Regions from separate parts of the Mus musculus genome. Here regions 2, 3 and 4 are each linked to region 1. Evidence: chromatin loops called from intact Hi-C (ENCODE). Cell type or tissue: heart. All regions are shown on one strand. Region 1 overlaps Ikbke (inhibitor of kappaB kinase epsilon). Region 2 overlaps Fcmr (Fc fragment of IgM receptor). Region 3 overlaps Rassf5 (Ras association (RalGDS/AF-6) domain family member 5). Region 4 overlaps Gm51643 (a long non-coding RNA gene).

Region 1 (5,000 bases):
AAGGCTTGGGAGAGAGAGGGCCTTCCAGGCTAGTGCATCTCTGTGAGTAATGACAGGCCACACTAGAGCATTTATGTGGGGAGTGTCCGTGCCTCTGTTTCCATAACAGAGTAAGGGCAAGACTTGAGAATTCTAACTTCAAATCGGAACGCACACAAGGAGGGACATTTCCCCATTGCACAGAGGAAATCAAGTCCCAGGTCCATTAAGCCAACAGTGAGCTCTCTACTCTGGATACACATTAGGATTATGGGGTTAGCTTTTAAACTACTGATCTGATAGCTAAGATCTGCCTAGGCCCATCAAATCAGAGTGTCGGGGATTGCCAGGCATTGCATTCTAGAGTGAGGGGAGAGGAACTGAGCCCATGACAGGCCCGCAGGCTACACAGCATATGAGGAAACCGACCTTCCTTCTCAGGGGCCCCGTGGGCCTGTTAGAAAAAGGAGTCCCAAATTTGAGGGATGGAGTGTTAGTGGGGACTGCCCGGCCTGCTTCCCTGCCTCCCTGTTTCTCCTCCCCAGGGGAGCTGCTGTTCTCCCTAGAGAGAAGAGACCCATTACGACAGACAGCACAGCAGGTGAAATCCAGATTTTTTAGGGGCATCCTCGCCTATGTTCTAGCCCCAAGCCTGCTACCTATTAGCTCTGTGGCATTAAGGAGAGACCAGTACTTTGAGCCTGGGTCCTCTCATCTGAAAAAGGAGATGGTAGCACTGGCTGTGTGAACACTGGGGAACTGAAAAAGCACATTTGTAGAAGTCACCCAGCATTTCGACCGGCCACCGTTTCTATACTTCTCACTAGGTCCTCTCTTACTGAGCAGAGCCCATGTTTTGCAGTCTGGAAGGGCTGGGCCAGCCTAGCCCAAGGTCCTCTGTAGTATGGAAACCCTGGGCCAGCCCAGGCTCCTTGAGTTCAGAGAGAGGAAGGGCTAGGCTGCTTACCTCATCCGCTTGCCGTGTGTGACCAGCGACACCTGATACGTCTGCACACACTCCTCCTGGAACACCTGCAGCAGCCTCTTGGCTAGATGACTGAAATTTACCCTGGAAGGACAGAGACCCCATGGACCGGGGTGAGCAGCCAGAGCCACCTGCATGCAGACTTAGCCCATCCACCACCCCTCTGCCCCAAGCAGGGGCAGATCTCAGGGAAGAGAGGATGACCATACACTTGGGTCCTAAAGCCCAGAGGCCAGAAAAAGCCACGTGTACCAATAAGGAGACAGGGGAGGCCAATACAATGGTTAATGAACACATCCACTCTCAACTTGATCCCTGGGAGAAAATAAGGACACGGAGCCCTGGAGAGCACAGGTGTGTGCACATGTGTGTCTGTGTATGCATGTAGGAGTTAGAGGTGCTATAGCTCTGGGAGGGAAAAAAAATCTCCAAATAGCCACCAGACCAGGGAGACCTCATGGAAGATGTGGGTGTCCAAGAAACAGTATCTATGAGATGCTAGGCAGGCCCATGGTCAAAAGGTCAAAAGCAGGGAGGGGGAAGGAACCAATCAGTGAGAATAATTAGAGAGAAAAATCCTATAAACTTGTTCATGCTGGGAATAAAGCCAGTTACTTCAAGGCTGATTGTGAGAAACCTCTGACTCAGCTGTGACCCTATATAACAAGGCTCGGATAGTTACGACCTTCACCCAGCCATGGCCAAGGGTAAGTGCTTCACTATTTCCCACCTAGAATAAAGATTCACTCCATCCCGATGAGCTCCTCCCTCCTGCCCACCTGCCTGATGGGAAGGGGACCACTCACTTATCCAGCTTGTGGATCTGCTCCTCATTGTAGCTGAGCCCTGAAGGAAACAGATGGGGATGGCGTCACCACTCAACTAGTCCGGGAACCAAGTTAAAAAGATGAAGAACAGCCTAGGGTGGGGACCATTTTATGGGATCTCAGGCCTAGGGGAGCCCGCGGGGATGAGGAAATGGAACATCAAGTAACTATGACAACACTGCTGTTGTGGACAAAAGACTGAATATAATTTTGGTAAAAAGGAGCTGAGGAGAAATGCTTTGGGGCTCCAGAGCGAGGCGAATCTTGCTGGGTGGGCGGGTGTGTGTACGGGAGATGTTGCAGGTGGGAACGCTGGGTGAGATGTTAGCGTAGCTTCGGCCCTGCATCCTCCACCCTCCCCAGCTGGCAGCTGGTTGGCTCCATCCCTGGAGTCTCTCACAGGTAGGCCACCACCTTCTAACTGTCCCTCTTTGCCCAGCAGCTTTTTTCAGAAGGAACAGCTTTGGGTAGAAGTGCCCGTGCCTAGATCGAGGCTACTGCCGACGACCTTAAAGCTCTTGCAACGAGGAGAGACTGCCCCCTGCTGGGCTTTGAGGAAATTGGTTTCCCAAGTTGCAGTAGCTCCAAGGTTAAGAGCAGCGGGTCTCAGCCCCTTTGGGGATGACTGCCCTTTCACGGGGGTTGCCTAAGACCGTTGGAAAACACAGATATTCACATAAAGTTACACCCGTGGAGTGGTAACAAGAATAATCGTATGGTCTGGGGTCACTGCAACCTGGGAGGCTGTATTAAAGGGTCGTAGCGTTAGGAAGGTTGAGAGCCACGGATTAAGAGGATTCTGGTTTGCGCTTCCACTTTCCCATCCCACCACCCCAGGAGTGGGGTCCTCTTCCTGGGCCTGCACTAGCGAAGGCCGAGGAACCTGAACACACTCCAGCTCTACCTCCTAGCACCAGGCAGCTGTGAACAAGCGAGTTGGCTCGGGTAACCGTCGTGTGCACACATGGATGCCTATCCGGATCACAGGGGAGTGCCCTGGAGCCTGCGGAGCAGCCTTCCAGAATGGCAGCGTGCAACACTCCTGGCACCTGGGGCTGTCCACATTCTAATAAAATACTCTGTGAGAGCAGTACATATAGACACTCTTGAGGCTATGAAATGGGATGGTTAAAAGAAGCTGGACGCAGAATGATTGCACTAACTAGCTGTTCTGTGCCTGTTTCCTAAACTATAAAATGAGGAAAATTGTGACACAGAGAGGATTATTGTTGATGATCATTTTTGAGACAGGGTCTCTCTACATAGCCCTGGCTGGCCTTGAACTCACTATGTAGACCAGGCTGGCCTCAAAATCACAGATATCCACCTGTCTTTGCCTCTTGAAAGCTGGGATCAAAGGTGTGTGCCACCACACTCGGCAGTGCATAGAGTTTTATGAGCACTAAATAATTCAAAGACTTATGGAGTCCTATTTAGGTTGGTGCCTAACATCAAGGCGAGGCTTTAAAGCTTAGGTGGCGAGAATATGGTGTTCCAGACGTGGAGGTAAACTGAACTTCCTCACACTCCTAAGCCACAGCAGTGGCCAGCTGGGCACAACACCTTGGCTGAGTCCCACATCCTGCCGCTTCCAAGGACAGGGGGATGTGCCTTTCCCATGCCCTCTGAGGCCAGGATCCCAGGGAAGGCCCCAAAGGAAAGAGATGACATGTTCTGAAGATCTCCATGTCCTCATTAATGACCACAGGACACTGGTGACCATGGTGACTGAAGACCTGGATTTTTAATTTAATGTACTCAATTAATGTAGAATTGAAAACTGAAGCAAGTAAAATTTTTCCACTAAATAGAGCTTTTTAATTGTGTTAAGGCATATCACATTTACTGAACATTTATCTTCTAGACAGAGATATAAAGTATATAAACTACACATGGGATTTTGAAAATTTAGCATGAAAAGGAGCATAAAATATCTCTTTAGTGGTTTTGTTTATATTAAGTATATGCTGAAATGACATTAGGATGTATTGAATTGAATAAAATTTATTAAATTACTTTTGCCCATTTTTTTCTTTTTAATTTGGCTGTGAGAAAGCTTAAATTGCACATATGGCTAGATATTATATTTCTCCTGACAGTGCTTTATAGATTATCCTGGGGCCAGAAGAACCTTAGGCAATGAGGCAGATATGGAAATGTTTGGAGCATAGGGTGGAACAGGACGTGAGCTCTAATATGTCAGCTCGCTAGCTAACTGGGGCTTTTATTCCCAGGCTTCTCCAACTTTGTCCCCACCCCTTCCCACATTCAATCCTTACCCTGACTACTCCACCCTCATCCAACTCAGACAAGCTGGTTTCCTTCCTAAGCCTATGAAGGGTTGCCCTTGCCCAGAAGGTCTTTGTGGACATTAGCAATAACATAAGAAATCTCCTAGTCCAGGAACTCTAATGGGGATTCCTTCTGATCCTCATTCCCAGATGAACTGGCTCTTTTGGTGGTCTACAGACATACTAGAGGGGCTGGGAAGATGGCTCAGTAAGTGCAGTGTTACTGCAATGTGTGGACACTAGAGCTCACCCATGGAATGTTGGGCAGGTGTTGTGGCCACCCATGAGCCCAGTGCTAGAGAGGTAAAGACAGGAGATCCCCAAAACAAGCTGGCTAGCTACATTAGTCAGAATGGTGAACTCTGGGTTCAAGTATGAAGACTCTGCCTCAAGATATAAAGTGCAGAGCAATTGAAGAAGAAGCCAAGCATCAGTCTGTGGCCTCCACAACATGTAAACACACATGCATTCATGCACACACAAAACACACACACACACACACACACGTGCACACACACATGTACACACGCACACACAAAACACATGTGCACACATGCACACACACATGTACACACACATGCACACACACATGTACACACACATGCACACACATGTACACACACACACACACACACACACACACACACACACACACACACGCACACACGCACTCGCGCGCGCCAAAACCAAACCAAATGAAACTAAAGGGTTTCTTTTCAGGCCCCTTTCCACATTACTCCAGCTCACTGTATCCTGTATCCACATCTCCTGAGCTTCTATCATGACACTCGGGTACAATGTCTCTCAGTGGCCTACAGACAATGTGCAGGCAGAGACTCTTCCTGCCTTAGACCAACAGAACCCCAACAAACAAAGCCTCCCTCCAGCAAAGCCAAGGAGATGGAAGGGAAAAGAGAA
Region 2 (5,000 bases), 380 kb before region 1:
TGCCTCCAATAGAATACCCAGAACCATTCTGGGAAGATGAATGGACCTCTGAGCGGCCAAGATGGTTGCACAGATTTCTGCAGCACCAGATGCCCTGGCTCCACGGGAGTGAACATCCCAGCTCTTCTGGAGTCATAGCCAAAGGTGAGCTCATCAAGTCAAGAGCGCGAGAAGAGGGAGACTTGTTTTGTTCAATTCATAAGGCAGTTAGCAAAGCTGAAGGGACTTTCCCATGCTTTTTCCTTGGGAAGGACCTTCATCTGACAGCTAAGAGGCCAGGCCCTAGTTGGAGGAGTCACATACCACCACTAGGTGGCATACAAGTAACAAAGTGCCCAATTCACAAACCCCAGGTCCTATTTGAATGACTAGAAACCAAGACTGGGCAGACGTTTGCCAACTGGAGGTCAGTATGTTTCCTGCTACCTGCAGGGGTGTCTTCTACCTGCTGGTAATTAGTGGTTTTAACAACTCTATTTAGCAATTAAAAGATGATTATCTACTAACATTCCCATGCATCTTAACATATACTGGTGAGTTAGGTACGTTAATTGAACATTGCTGCACTAGGAGGCCTTGCTGGGGTCAAAAGAAACAGTGTAACTGGGCAGATCATAGATCCATGAGTGTGACTGACTGGGATGAAATTGGGAAGAATATATGAGCACAGAAGAGCAAGGTACTCCCCATGTCCAGAAGACAGTAAGCCTGTGAGGTCAGGGAAGGCATCCTGGAGAAAATATTTAAAGTATGTATGCATGCATGCATGAAAGTTTTTTGTGTAGTTAGAGCACTATAAAGGCATTTGTGGCCACAAGGACTACAAAAACAGGTGGTGTGTATGGGCAAAAGGGGAGAAGTGATTGTGGGTGGAAGAGGAGACCCACTTCTCCTGGAGACTGGAGAGCACAGCATATCTCCCACTGATGTAAGCTTTCCCTTCCCTCTTGAAGTTACCACGCCAACTCCAAAGACTGAGGCCCCTCCGGTTCACCAGCCCTCCAGCATCACTTCAGTAACCCAACATCCCAGAGTTTACAGAGCATTTTCTGTGTCAGCTACCAAGTCCCCAGCGCTCCTGCCAGCAACCACAGCCTCAAAGACTTCCACTCAGCAAGCAATCAGGCCCCTAGAGGCCAGCTACAGCCACCACACCAGACTTCATGAGCAAAGGTAAGAAGGGCTTCTATGTTTAGTGCCTGTGTACTAAGAGCCCTGAAGTCATCCTATATCCTTCTCAGCTTTGTCTCCAGAAACCCTCTGAGAAATGCTCTGCTTTTGAGTGTTCTGTATAAATGCATTAGTCTTATCATCAAAGAATATGCTTTGTTGTTGTGGGTCTCCCTGCCCTTGTGGACATCAGCCAATTCTGTCCACAAGGGCAGTGGAAGCAGAGGCATCGAGATGGGAGGGGATTTGGAAGCCCTGTGAGTACATACAGTGACTAGCCACACTGGAACCAGCTATCAGGAGGCAGATCAACTTTATTTAGGGTGATTCAAGGCTTATAAAGTTTTGAGGGACTGAAAGTAGAAAAATCCAAAATAGGCAAAGGTCATTGGCTGGGGGCTTACCTGGATACCTCACTAGCATGGGGAAGCATTTTAGGAATCTCAGGTTCTGGCTGAACGAGATTTATCGGGAGAAAGAAAATTGATTCTGCAATCTCATTGAGGCTTCGTGACATTCCTCAGGTAGAAACGTGTGGGTTTAGAATTCCCCAGGTAAGGTCAGTGGGGTTTCTCCTTGAAACCCCACTAATGAAGGGAGTCTCTTATATTACACCAGGCCCAGAGGCTATCCAGTCATGATGGACTTTGACCTTAGTTAGCAGAGTTTTCCCACATGTAGTATTCTTTGCAACTCCCTAGTTCTGATCTTATAGAAAGACTCAGGTCTTTCTATCATACAGATTCATTCAGGCCTGTTGTAATGTATAACTAAATGAGAAAAAGGGTTTAATTAATTTAAAGTAATTAAAAGTATTTACTAATCAATTAGCATTAAAATTACTCTTACTTTTTTTTTCTTTCCTTCTTAATGCTGCTAACACTTTGTGACAAATGTTACTATTGCTTAGCTTGGTTCTAAATATCGGACCTCAATGAACCACTAGGGGGCAGCATTAAAGCAAATGTGTGTGAAACCCCACAAGCAATTTGCCTGAGCAAATACAAAAGAGAAAAAAGGCTATCATTTGGATCCTGTGAGGGAACTGGGGCAATAAAATCTATGTGGCTTCAATGAAACTAGGACTCTTAGTTTCCATCTCAGAAATCCACGTAATAAATGTTTCTTTCATGTCAACTGTGATAAAGACACACAATGTCCAAGTGTGGTTAATACAGGTCTGCCTATGCCAAGGTTTCTAACTGTGGGAATAGAAGCCATATCAGACCCTGCGATGGACTGGCTGTCTTCAATTCTTCCCACCCCCTATGATTTTGGTCAGAACAGTTTTGTGAAAGTCCAAAGTCCATTTCTGATACCCATTTATAACAAAATAAGACTCAGGGAAATTAAAACTCGCTCAAGAGCACAAAACCAGTAAAATGAGGAACTTAAATTTGAACCAAAGACTCCTGACCCCATAAACAAATCTCTTTGGGGATGATGGAGGAAATTCTGTTAACAATGGGTCAACTCGAAATCACCTAAAGAAAGGTGGCCACTGAAGGGTGAGTCTTTAAGTTTCCTTTCCTTGTCTAAGTTCTCTGTCTCTCTCCTTTTTCCCACGGCCAAGGACACGCCACCATGGCCCACACTATGGGAGAGAAGACCGAGGGCTTCACATCCCCATCCCAGAATTTCACATCCTGATTCCGACCTTCCTGGGCTTTCTCTTGCTGGTTCTTTTGGGACTGGTGGTAAAAAGAGCCATTCAAAGGAGGAGAGGTGAGCCACTTGAGGATCTGGGCTGTGGTTGGGAGACCTGAAGTACAAGAGCCCAGAGCATTCAGATCTAGCTCGGATGCCCAGGTAACCGGGATGAGAAATGGAGTCTAAAAATAGTTTGCCCTTGCTCCTGTGCTCTGTACCCTGGGCGTCTAAGTCCAGGCTACAACATTGCCAGGCATCCTAGAGGTGTATAGCCTTCAGTCTGGGAGAAAAGAGGCAGGTGGCCACTGGTGTCTGATGCCATGCCCTTCTCTTTTCTTGGTGACCTCCTGAAGCCTCCTCCAGACGTGCGGGCCGACTAGCGATGAGGAGGCGAGGCCGGGGGGCTTCCCGCCCGTTCCCCACACAGCGCCGGGATGCCTCGCAGAGGCCGCGCTCGCAGAACAACGTCTACAGCGCCTGCCCCCGGCGCGCACGGGGACCAGACAGCTTGGGTGAGCGCACACACTAGCGAGGCGTGGAGACTGGGGCCAGCCGGAAACCGGGGACAGGTGGTGACCAGGCGTGGGAAACCCGGGTCCTCACCGCTTTCTTCTGTCTCATAGGTCCAGCGGAGGCTCCGCTCCTCAACGCCCCAGCCTCAGCGTCCCCCGCTTCTCCGCAGGTAAGCTCCGCCCACCCCGGCCCGTTCAGCCAGGCTCTTCCCCCCCCAACCGGTTGTATCCAGTCCCTAAATTGAAGCCCTCGAAGGCTGGCGCTGCAAAATCTGTGGTTATCTTAGTTACCTGGCAAGCATTTCTTTTCGGATAAATGAATGTTGGATGTCTTTAGTCTAGTAGGGAAGGTACCCCTGCAGCGACTAAGGTGTAAAAAGGACGCTAGGTTTCTAGAAAGCTAGATGGGGTGGAAGCTACTCAGATAGTTTTACCTCTGTGAGAGAGGTATTTCAGACATCTCAGAGAGAGAGAGAGAGAGAGAGAGAGAGACAGAGAGAGAGAGAGAGAGAGAGAGAGAGACAGAGAGAGAGAGAGAGACAGAGAGAGAGAGAGAGACAGAGAGAGAGAGAGAGAGAGAGAGAGAGAGAGAGAGAGAGAGAGAGAGAGAGAGAGAGCCGCGTTATTTAAAGTGCCTGGGCAGAGATGCAGACATTCAACATAGCAGGTATCATTTTGTTCCCCCAAATTAAGGGAACAAACTTTAAGCATTCCCAAAGTCTAAAACATTTGGGCTTTGTAGTCAGAAAACGTGTTAATAAGGGCATCAAATGTGCGTGTGTTAATTAGTGTAAATTAATTAAATACAACAGACCCCCAAACCCTCAGGGTTCAAACCAGAGGGACAGGAAGAAGAGGATTAATCCATGAGGTCATCCAGGGACATTTTGTTCCAACAACTCCAGGCAGCTTTCCTGGTCCATGGTTAGTACTCAACCACCAGAACCAAGTTCTTATTTCTACACACAGAGATGATGGCTTCCTTAGGATCGTGACCCTGCATTCTCATATCTCACTAGTACTTGCCTCCCATTAGCTGCCGTGAAGTCATGTCATGCCTGGCTGGCAATATATTGTTTAAATGATCATATAAAAAGGGAAGAATGCTACCTAGCCCTGTAGTCACCTCCAGCTGTTTGAATGTGCCCCCCACACCTGCCCTCCAAACACAGACATAACCAGTCTTCGCTCACAAGACCCTCTTCTGGACTGCCTCCTGCTGAAAGCTAACCCTGTCTCATTCTCTCAATAAGTGTGTGTCTGTGTGTGTGTGTGTGTGTGTGTGTGTGTGTGTGTGTGTGTGTGTCAAATATACAGAGTATGCTCAATGGCTTATTTCAGTCTTCATATTTCAGTCTTCATAGGGAAAGTTTTCATTTTTTTTTAAACCAAATACGTTGACATTCAGTGGGAGATGTGTTTTTGAAGCAACCTTCTGCTCTTTCTCCTGTTGGTAAAATACAAAATGTAGAAGTCCCTTACAAAGGATGCTTCCTGCATTCAGAGGACTGCCCTTCTAGTTCTTAGAACTTTCATTTAGATGACTGATTGAAGTCTCTGTGGTGGCATTCTTCTGTGGGGATCACAGTCCTGTGCCATGTTAGTCTTGACGTAGCCTGGTCTTCTGAGAATTGCCATGAAGGGGAAGTCTTGGAGTGTCTCACTGGG
Region 3 (5,000 bases), 79 kb before region 1:
CCTGTGCTTATAGAAGAGCAGCCGCAGCTGAGGATACACCTGTGCTTATAGAAGAGCAGCAGCAGCTGAGGATACACCTGTGCTTATAGAAGAGCAGCCGCAGCTGAGGATACACCTGTGTTTATAGAAGAGCAGCTGCAGCTGAGGTCTTCACTTTGGGGCTGGACGTGCTCCCCAGAGGCAGGTGGAGGACACCTCTCATGAGCTGTGTGACGTCAGGTTTCAAGCTCCACCCTGCTGCCCACCTTCTCATGAACCAGTATACCGAGCATACTCTGCACACCTCTCAGTTGGCTCTAGCTGGTCAGGCTGAAGCCTCCGCTGGGAGAAAGGACTGAGACTCCAAGCTCCTTGAGCACAAGGGAGGATTTCACGGTGGGCCTGGTCTAATCCCCACACTAGATAATAAGAACCTATGGTCCACAGAGAGAGAGAGAGTGGGGGAAGCAGTTCTGGAGCTGGCACAGCAGAGTGCAGACGACAGCTGCTCCAACTCTCCCAGCCCCAGGCCTGCGGCCCGCAGAGAGCACAGCCTTCAGTGCACCCTTCACTAACACGCCTTTGTAGACTCGAGACCACCCTGAGCTGTCCTGGTTGAAATGAATGTAGAGCCCTATCTGCCCTGGTCTTCCATGACTCCATTGACCAACCCCCCCCTCTCCCCCCAACTCCTCCAAACAACAAAAACAACCCCACTCTGAGCCTCTCCTCCATTCCATCACTCCCTAAAGACCGCATCCCAAGTATTCTGGGCTTGGAAGATTTCTGCCTGATTTGACAACATTTTTGCCAGGAGTCTAACATGGTTAGACCCCCTTTGGAGAAAGGAAGTCAGCATTTTAGGAGAGAAAGGTGGTTCAAAACTGTCTATGTCTAGTAGAGCCCAGAGTTTGAGCTTACTGGGCCTTAGGAAAAACTAGGTGGGGCCTGAACACAGTTTCTGTGTTTGACACCCACCCCCATGCCAGCCCTATTTCCACAAAGCAAATGAAATCCTTCCCACAGGCTTTGCCCTGTGCAGGTTGTAACTTGCTTCCCTGTGATGCGCGCCCCACTGATGATCCTGGGTTAAATGCTGAGCCTCTGGAAGTCCTGCTGCCCCACCTACACTTTGCAGTTAAGACAGCAGCACCCATCTGGCCAGAACTGGTTTTTGTAAAGGGCCCAGACATACCTCCACCTCTCCAGTTTCATTCTCCTTTAGCACAAAGCTGAGAACATCGGTGTCAGGCCCAGCGAGCAGACGAAGGTAGAGAGGATAGTCAGCAATGGAGAGTTTCTGGAAGAGCACTGCAAGCAGAATGAAGGGCTGGGTGCTCATCTCAAATGAGGACAGGGTGGGGTCGGGCTCAGAAATGCACAGGTTGGCCAGATGACTGGAAATAGTCATGGTGGTTCTAATGGGCGTGGACCTGACACGGCAGTGGTGGCTCTGAGCCTTCCATCCATTCCTGCCATTTGAGAGGCACTACCTTCATTCCCATATGGCAAAGTTTAGCCATATTTCCATTTACAACATCTTCCAGAGGAAGAGGAGCAGTGGGCGGACTCCTTCCCATTATAGAGATTAGGAGCCCAGAGCCCAGGGTGTGTCTTTCCTGTGTGTGCATGGAGCTGGGCACAGTAGGCATGAGCTGCCTGGTCCTGCCCAGAGCCTGTGCTTGGCCCTTCCATGAATCCTGCTGCCTGGAAGCCTACACTTCCCACCCAGGACTGATAGTGAGGTTTAGTGACTGTGGGCATTAGCAGACTAGGGAGAGGTCAGAAACTCATACCTTGTCCATCTTTGTGTATCCGCTTAAAAAGTGCAAACTTCTGTGGGTTGTCCACAACCATGAACTTCTTGAGCAGCCCCTGGATGACCTCACTAACCGTGGTGGTGCTGCTGATATGTAGCTGCTTGATGGCATCGAGTGGCAGGTAGAAGGAAGTCCGCTTGTCTGTGGTGGCTGCAGGGTTCACTTCCTTAATGGCATCATAGATGGACTGGGGCCGGATCCCAGCGGGCACCGTCACTGGCCGTCGGAGCTTCAAATGCACTTTGATGAAACCTGTGTAGGTGCCATCTTCACTCTGCAAGTGGGAGGCACTGCTGATTCTGTCTGCCCAGTTCACTCTGGGTTGTAAACTACAGAAGACCTGACAGGTTACTCCATCCAGCCTGCCTGAGTCCCTTCCCAAGTCTCCTGTCTAGAAGTGCAGGAGGAAGTTCACTCTCCTCATGGGCCAGGAAGTTTTTAACTAGGCCACTCCAACCCTTTACCAGATAGGTGCCAATGGCCTTTGTTGGGTCTCATTCTAAAGGCAGAGCCTGCAGCCTCCTCTCTACCTCTGAGGGCATCAAAGCCCTCAGAGACCCAGCCCAACTCCAGCCTGACTGATAGCTGCATTTTCTGAGGCTCTTGAGTGACTTGGAAGCCCCAGGGAGCCAGTTGCTGCCAGTCACCAGCAGGGGGCAGGGCTCGCCTGATGTCACCACTTAAAGACAACTGTACATGTCAAGATCTCTTAAGCACGGGCTTGGGCGTGGAGATCTCTATTTCATACTGAAGTAAGGAGAGGTTAAAGTTTGCCAAAGTAGCCAGAGAGTGAATGGAACAGAGGTTGTATCTGGAGTCTATTCTAGAGCCCATTCCATTTCTCTGGATCCCTGAGGTCACAGAAAGCTGGGCCTGGACAAAGGAGAGTGAGCTGTAAGGGAGTCGTAGTTCCTGTGGAGGCAGGGCTGAAAAGATGTTGGGTAGGGATGGACAGGCTCTGCTTACCAGCTTCATGCCCAGGCAGTGCTTCTCCCTGCTGTTATAGCTGTCAATCTTCTGCTTGATCTCCTGTATCGTGGGCGGGTGCTGTGTCTCCTCCACTGCCTTACAGACATTCTGGAACAGACAGGTGGCAATGTGTACAGTGGCTTTCAGGATACAGAGGGCAGTAAGCATACCTCCCAAATGCCCCTCTGGCTAAGAAAGAAGTGCCAGCATGAGCAGTAAGAGGCCAGCCACTCAAATCTCTCTCAGCCTCAAGCTTCCTCACCTATGACATGGAAATAATACCTAGCCCAGACTGGCTGAGAGACCAGTGTCTGTATGCCCCATACCTAGGCACTGGCCATCAACTCGGTGAGTGGGACGTGGCCTGTCCGTGTCCAAGAAGCGATAAGCTACAAAGGTGTGAGTGAGTACATGCTAAAAAACGATAGCCAGGGACCAAGGGCACATCCCGCCTGCCAGTCAGCTCATGTCACTGGCAATAAGCTTTGCTCATAACATGTGATGATTTGTCAAGTGAATGAACTGTTAGGGACAGTTCATTCAGGCACCTCCTCTATACACTAAGGATTCAGCTATCTCCACATCTCACAGACCCAAACTTCCTGATTCCTGATTCTCCAGGTGAGAACACTGGGACTCTGCATTTACCAGCTCAATACCCCCATCCCCATGTGCAGAACAAGCCAGAAATCCCACACCTGTCCTGCTGTGGTCTCCCCGCATCACATGATTCGATCTGACAGAGTTCCCTGCTTTATCTGTGACCCGCCAGGAAAATGGAAGAAGGAACTTAAGGTCAGTATCCCTTGCAGTATGGTACCGGTGGATTCTGAGATCTCCACAGGTCTTTTTCACAGGTCCGTTCTCTGGACTTCCCTCATGTTCAGGGTCATTTCCCAGTTTGTCTTAATGCTCCCCAAAGTGGCTTGGAGTGCAGGGAGCCGGTAGGTGAAAATTCTCCCAGAATTATTCTGATCTTAGAAACCCAGCAGACTTGGGCAGTCAGGAATCATCTCTAGTACATCAGACAGCAGATGCCCAGAGAAGGATGACTCGACAGCATCTGATACCTGCTTGGGGTTTGGTTTGAAGAATTTTACAACGGTTTCCACATCACACTGTCCCCACCACCAAGTGAAGCACAGTGGGGTGCTCACCAACAGAGCTCATGCCTGGCCTTTCCCTTCAGCATGCCCATTTGTAGGACTTCATCACACGCACAGCACATCAGCACTTCCTCCTCCCACTCGCCAATCCTATAGGGCACAGGAAACTGCCAAGAGCAGTGGGCATTGCTGGGTCTGTATGGCTCCACCTTCCCAGCCCTCCACAGAGACGAGCCGACATCCTCTTTCATTCGAGGCTCTTGCATGGTCTGCTCCTGTGCACTTTTCACCCACAGCTCCTGATGGTAACTACTGGGTTGGTGGTCCAGATACCTTCTCTGACACACTACCTATGGCATTCCTATTGTAAGATCATGAACATAGAAAATAAATATGCTGATAGCCCATTGCTAGTGAGTAGCCAAGTAGGAGCAAGAATGAAGTCCATATAAGCATGGAGTCAAGTTCTCAACTGAGCATGTGGCCACCCTAGGGCAGCCCCTTCTGCTATCGGGATCAGCACCCCACCACACCAGTAATGGTCACTGAACTTTAACACTGCAGGCCTGGGATGAACAGATGATAAAACAAGACCTGGCCTGTGGAACATTCATCTAAGCTGGCCTATCAGTGGGTCCAGCTCTAGGCATCCCAGTGGGTTTTGCATCATCTATGAAGCTGGCAAAGAGGGACTCCTAACATCTGGAGTGAGGGCAGCTGGCAGGATGTAGGGGCCTGCCAGTATGTCCTCTTACTTGATCTTGAAGAATGCCCAAGAGAAAATAGTTGCTGGGACATCTCCTGTTTGCTTAAAGTGCATAACTCACGTGAGCCTCACAGGCTGTCTTCACCTGACTCATTCATCTGGAGGCTTCCAAACGGATTCCTCTCATTTGTCTTCACTTCTGGGACTCTCCATTTCCAGTCTCCACATGCTGGATACCTCTCTATGGACCAGATGTGCCTGGCTATGGCCCTGCCTTGCTCTCTGGTCATTTCAAGTCAGAATGGGTAGCTGGGTGGCTGCTGTTTTAGCCTTCATTCTACTCATCTCAGGCAGGCTGACTGTCATTCCTGGGACATTCTCATATTCATCTACAAAAAAAGAATTAAGTGATGGAAAACT
Region 4 (5,000 bases), 140 kb before region 1:
GAGATAGGAGCTTCAGTTGAGGAAATGCCTCCATGAGATCCAACTGTAAGGCATTTTCTCAATTAGTGATCAAGGGGGAAAGGCCCCTGTGGGTGGGACCATCTCTGGGCTGGTAGTCTTAGGTTCTATAAGAGAGCAGGCTGAGCAAGCCAGGAGAAGCAAACCAGTAAAGAACATCCCTCCATGGCTTCTGCATCAGCTCCTGCTTTCTGACCTGCTTGAGTTCCAGTCCTGAATTCCTTGGTGATGAACAGCAGTATGGAAGTGTAAGCCGAATAAACCCTTTCCTCCCCAACTGCTTCTTGGCCGTGATGTTTGTGCAAGAATAGAAACCCTGACTAAGACAGGTGCACATCTAAATATCATGTCTTCTGCCCCTTTCATGAGTCTGGAGACAGATGTGGGAGGTTTCGTTTAGAATGTAAGAGAAATAGTCATGCCAGTGACTGGGAAGGAGGCAGGGGAATTCAATAGAATACAGCAATGAACAAACCACACCTCCACCCAGCAGAAAAGAAACCTTTTTTTTTTTTCATATTTAATCAACACAAATGAGGTCATGGCTCAGAAAATGGGGAGCATTCTTAGTTCTTAGGAACTGATGCCCCAGAAAAGGAGCCAATAGGAAAGGAAACCAAGCTGTCTCTGGTATTCTCAGAGGAAGGGAGGGAAGAAGGGATGGAGGAAGGGAGGAAGGAAGACCTAGTACTACTGAATTTCCTTCTCTAAAGTAAAGAATCTCTGTGCCATAAGGTGTCCCCATCTGTGACTTAACCCAAACAACCAAACAAGCCAAGTGATTAGCAAGGGCCAACATTAGCATTTGAACCCAAATCTTTCTGGCTCCAAATGCATGCCCTTTGGCATCTCTTTATGACCAAGGACAGCCAGAGTCTCTTTTCTGGGGACAGCTCTCTATTTGTACAGACAGATGCCCTCCTTTATATGGAGTAGCAAATTTCTGTCTGGCCCAGAGCTAGGGTATAAAGATTAGCTGTGGCTCTGCTGTGGAAAGGGATGATATCGACCCCTACAGATGTTGTGACTGCAGGACAGTGAAGAGGCCACAGCCTTGCCTGTTGTTAGGATCTGGAGAAGCCTGGAGTGTGGTGTGGTGGCCACCAATTATCTGCTCAAGGCACCAAGAAATTACAGAGTGACTCCAGCAGTTTCTCATACAGACTTAAGCTGAAGACAGGCCTTGTACAGTTTCTGTGGAGAATAGATGAAACTTCTAGAGACAGGGCATCCTGAGAGCTGCACAACTCTGTGCTACTCAGGGCAGATTCGTGCCCTGTAAAACAACGATAAAGCTCATGTTATATGTTTTGCTATAGCAAAAAAGAAAAAAATGTTGAAAGTAACCTCAAAAATTAACTTTAAAATTTGTATTACATTTGTATCTATTTCTTGTGTGTGTGTGTATGTGTGCATACAAATACGGACATACATAAGCCACAGGTGCACATACATGAGCCACAGCACACATGTGGAGTTAGAAAACAGCTTTCTGGGATCTATTCTCTCCTTCTATCCTATGGGATAGATGGGATCAAATTCACGTTGTCAGGTTTGGCAGCAAGTGCCTTAACCTACAAGCCATCTCAACAACCTGAAGTCAATGCTTTAAAACTTGTAATATACTATGCAATTCTACTTTCAAACATACGCCTACTGGAGAGGGGAGTGGAGTGGGGGGGGGAGCATGGGACGGAAGGTGGGGGAGGGGACACTAAGAAAGGGGAGAGAGGAAAGAAGGGGAGATGAAGAGGGAGGGGGAAGGAAGGGGGAGGAGGAAAGGGGGAGGAGGGGAGGAAGGTATGGGAGGGTGGGGAAGGAGAAGAGGGGTGGGAAGGAGGGGAGGGAGAAGAATGAGAGGAGGGAAGAAAAAGGAAGGGGGAAGACAAAGGAGGCAGGAGGATGAGGGGAGGAGGAGTGAGCAGGGAAACGGGGAAGAAGAGGAGCAGAGGGGAGGACTCTCTGCCATTTCTGGTGCCTGAAAGCAATAGCTAGACCTTGGTCTGCAAGCTCAAAAACAAAAGAAACTCAGCCACAGAGTGTCTACCTAAAGGAGAACATGAATTGGTTCCACAGGGTTGTTTCTCATCCATGGCACCCAGTATCTGGCAGATACAGGATTCCATCTAGTGAGAAGTCTAAGGACAAACCTCCAGGATGAGGATGGCTCTGTGGTTGTAAGAACCATGGCAAGTGGGCACAGACATCTTGGAGTGTCTTCACAGTTTATGTGCCACAATCCCAGGTCCCTCGTCCTTTCCTGACAGCCAACCTTGGACAGCCGGTAAAGTAATGCGTGATCGGGTTGAAAGAAGGCTGTCACCCAGGAGGAGCATGGAGTACAGGACCAGGCATGAATGCCAGAGATGCTGGCTTTGAGCAGAGAAGACCACTCCCTGGCATCAGGACCAAAAGCAGAGCTCTCGGTCAGTGGTTAATATCCTTCCTCCCAGCCTCCCCAGAGCATGGGTATGGAATCTAGCAATTCTTCAGGTTCCAGCTAAGCTGCACGAAGGTGTTACAAAAGGCCATTTCTTCTCCTTGGAGGAGAGCCAAAAGGAAAAGTGACACACACAGCCTTCATCCTGGAGTCAATGAAATCATAGCTCACATGAGCCTGCAAAATGAGAAAAATGCCCTTGGCTTGGGACTAACCATCAATGAGGGGCGGAGGGGGAAAAGAAGGGAAGAAAGGGGGAGGGGAAACTAGAAAGAGCTGAGATCGATCCTTAATTCACACATCAGGCTCATATTCGTTTGTTTGGAGTTTTGGGAACAAACTGTATCACATAGAGAATGGCTGAATAAACTAATGAAGTGCGTCTGGTAAGCTTATCCCTATGTGCACCACCAGGGGGAGCACTTGTTCCACACCGCTGGTCTTTTATGCACTATGAAGCCGCTGGTTAAGGGCATAAATTCTGGGTTCTAAGGGCCTTTTTTTTTTTTTTTTTTTTTTTTTTTTTTAAAGATTTATTTATTTATTATATGTAAGTACACTGCAGCTGTCTTCAGACACTCCAGAAGAGGACATCAGATCTTGTTACAGATGGTTGTGAGCCACCATGTGGTTGCTGGGATTTGAACTCTGGACCTTCGGAAGAGCAGTCGGGTGCTCTTACCCACTGAGCCATCTCACCAGCCCTCTAAGGGCCTTTTAACACCACCACCACCACCACCCCTTTTGTCCAAGAGCTGCCTGATTTTACTTTGTGCACGTCACCCTGTTTTCAGATAAGGAAAATATCTGACCCCGGGGAACTGGCAGTTTCTCCCACTCTTAAGGGCTCCAGAAATAGAGTCCTCACCTCACTTGGCGGCAATCCCAACCCTTTCTTGCTGTGGGATGTTTCCTGTCCACAGACCCCTAAGACGGGAGCTAGACAAGCAGGTGCCTCCACAGGGACCACACATTCGAGCCTGAGGAGGAAGTAGCCTGCTTTCCCGAGGCCTGGAGCCTCTTCTCTGCCCCTGCCCCAGCCGCAGACCCCCTACCAACCCTCCTCACCCACCAGCTCTCCCCAGTGCCTGGCCAGCACCTAGGAGCAACAGCCAGACTGTGGTCCCCGCAGGCTGCAGCGTGCCTTTGTCTGGGCTCACAAAAACCACATTTAGAACCGACTCCCACTTCTGATGCCCCCAGCGCATCTGTCTTTGCTTCGTTCCATCTGGCGATCTCAGAGGAATGGCTAATTAAATTGAAATGAGCTGGCCTATTTTTAGTGTTCTTCAGCTATCAGGCCTGGGGGGAATAGCCACAACGTTTGGAAAAGAACACCAGGAAGACTGAAAATCTCTGGAGCTGCATGCTGTTTCTAGGATTATCAGCTCCCAAGTCCCACCTGCCTCGGCAGGGTCCATCCGGTTCTCCTGTTGTCCTGTTTGAGGATGGGGCCAAAGTTGGAGGAAGGACGCTATGATTTAGATACAGCTTAGGTGTGGCACCTCCTGTGTTGCGAGTCTAGTAAGGTAACGGGCGGGCGCCGAGACCTTGAGAGAGTGCACTTGGATCACTGATGCTGTGTCTTCAGCTGCTTTCACAAACCCCTCATTTGGTCTAGTGTGAGGTCATTATGAACAGGCAAGACGAGCCTCGGCCCTAGGTGCTGTCTAATCAATACATCTCTCTGTCTCAAAGTCACAACTGTAATGGAGCTAACTCACCCAGGAGTGTCAGCCAGAAGCTCAACATACAACACTGCCCTGCTCCCTGACTTACAGCTCCCCCATTTATAAAGTTCACAGCCTCCCTCATTTTCCTATAGTACCTGAAAGTGACTAGTAAACAGGCTTCCTGGGTGCTCTTGATCCACCTCATCCTAGAACCAGAGACACATTCAGCTCAGTGAGCCTTGACAGCTTGATGCCAAGTCAGAGCTGTGATGAGCTTTAGATGACAACAGGTTTGTGCAGAGAGGAGGTGAGGAAGGGGAGGTGAGAGGTGGGGTGTGGTAGAGGTGAGGATGGGGAGGTGAGAGGTGGGGGGTGTGGTAGAGGTGAGGATGGGGAGGTGAGAGGTGGGGGGTGTGGTAGAGGTGAGGATGGGGAGGTGAGAGGTGGGGGGTGTGGTAGAGGTGAGGAAGGGGAGGTGAGAGGTGGGGGGTGTGGTAGAGGTGAGGATGGGGAGGTGAGAGGTGGGGGGTGTGGTAGAGGTGAGGATGGGGAGGTGAGAGGTGGGGGGTGTGGTAGAGGTGAGGATGGGGAGGTGAGAGGTGGGGGTGTGGTAGAGGTGAGGAGGGAGAAGAGAGAGGTGGGGTATGTGGTAGAAGTGAGGATGGGGAGGTGAGAGGTGGAGGTGTGGTAGAGGTGAGGAGGGGGGGTAAGAGGTGGGGTATGTGGTAGAAGTGAGGATGGGGAGGTGAGAGGTGGATCCCATCCCAGGTCCTGGATGGTACTTGTGCAAACATTGCTTCCTGCTAGTGAATTGGAAAAGCCATCCCTCTACTGCCACGTTAGGACCCCCTCTGGTTCCTTGTCTGCAC

What was found. A loop is a pair of places that touch in the nucleus more often than their neighbours do. Peaks named below come from ENCODE experiments on the same cell type or tissue, not always from the same donor. Only the 100,000 strongest peaks of a DNase experiment are listed, where the experiment ranks them.
Region 2: a loop joins it to region 1, with 5 times the contacts of the local background. A loop is called at or near these places in 21 of 42 quality-filtered maps.
Region 3: it touches region 1 in a loop (6-fold over the local background); 24 of 42 quality-filtered maps call a loop at or near these places.
Region 4: a loop joins it to region 1, with 7 times the contacts of the local background. A loop is called at or near these places in 30 of 42 quality-filtered maps.

The regions. Positions count from the first base shown.
Region 1 is chr1:131,258,236-131,263,235 of GRCm38, forward strand. Ikbke (inhibitor of kappaB kinase epsilon) reads right to left here. Exons shown (of 22, transcript NM_019777.3): 17 at 1,771-1,810; 18 at 947-1,048. All of the region lies in intron 1 of Gm28913 (a long non-coding RNA gene), which reads left to right. Among named protein-coding and RNA genes, the nearest start is that of Gm51644, 15 kb to the right of the region's middle. In heart, a CTCF peak has its summit at 2,339 (motif pointing left); a DNase peak (open chromatin) is centred at 2,341; H3K27me3 peaks cover 2,130 bases.
Region 2 is chr1:130,875,010-130,880,009 of GRCm38, forward strand. Fcmr (Fc fragment of IgM receptor) reads left to right here. Exons shown (of 8, transcript NM_026976.3): 3 at 13-144; 4 at 954-1,173; 5 at 2,744-2,895; 6 at 3,174-3,332; 7 at 3,444-3,502. Among named protein-coding and RNA genes, the nearest start is that of Il24, 9.9 kb to the right of the region's middle. In heart, CTCF peaks have their summits at 301 (motif pointing right) and 2,108 (motif pointing right); no DNase peak of the experiment used is centred here; H3K4me3 peaks cover 1,019 bases; H3K27ac peaks cover 521 bases; H3K27me3 peaks cover 2,441 bases.
Region 3 is chr1:131,179,379-131,184,378 of GRCm38, forward strand. It overlaps Rassf5 (Ras association (RalGDS/AF-6) domain family member 5), which reads right to left. Exons shown (of 6, transcript NM_018750.4): 3 at 2,766-2,876; 4 at 1,776-2,073; 5 at 1,175-1,290. It also overlaps a transcript of Eif2d not described here. Among named protein-coding and RNA genes, the nearest start is that of Eif2d, 29 kb to the left of the region's middle. In heart, a CTCF peak has its summit at 2,448 (motif pointing right); a DNase peak (open chromatin) is centred at 2,483; H3K27ac peaks cover 357 bases.
Region 4 is chr1:131,113,265-131,118,264 of GRCm38, forward strand. It overlaps Gm51643 (a long non-coding RNA gene), which reads left to right. Exons shown (of 2, transcript XR_003947991.1): 2 at 2,286-2,643. Among named protein-coding and RNA genes, the nearest start is that of Gm51643, 3.0 kb to the left of the region's middle. In heart, a CTCF peak has its summit at 2,852 (motif pointing right); a DNase peak (open chromatin) is centred at 3,327; H3K27ac peaks cover 2,007 bases.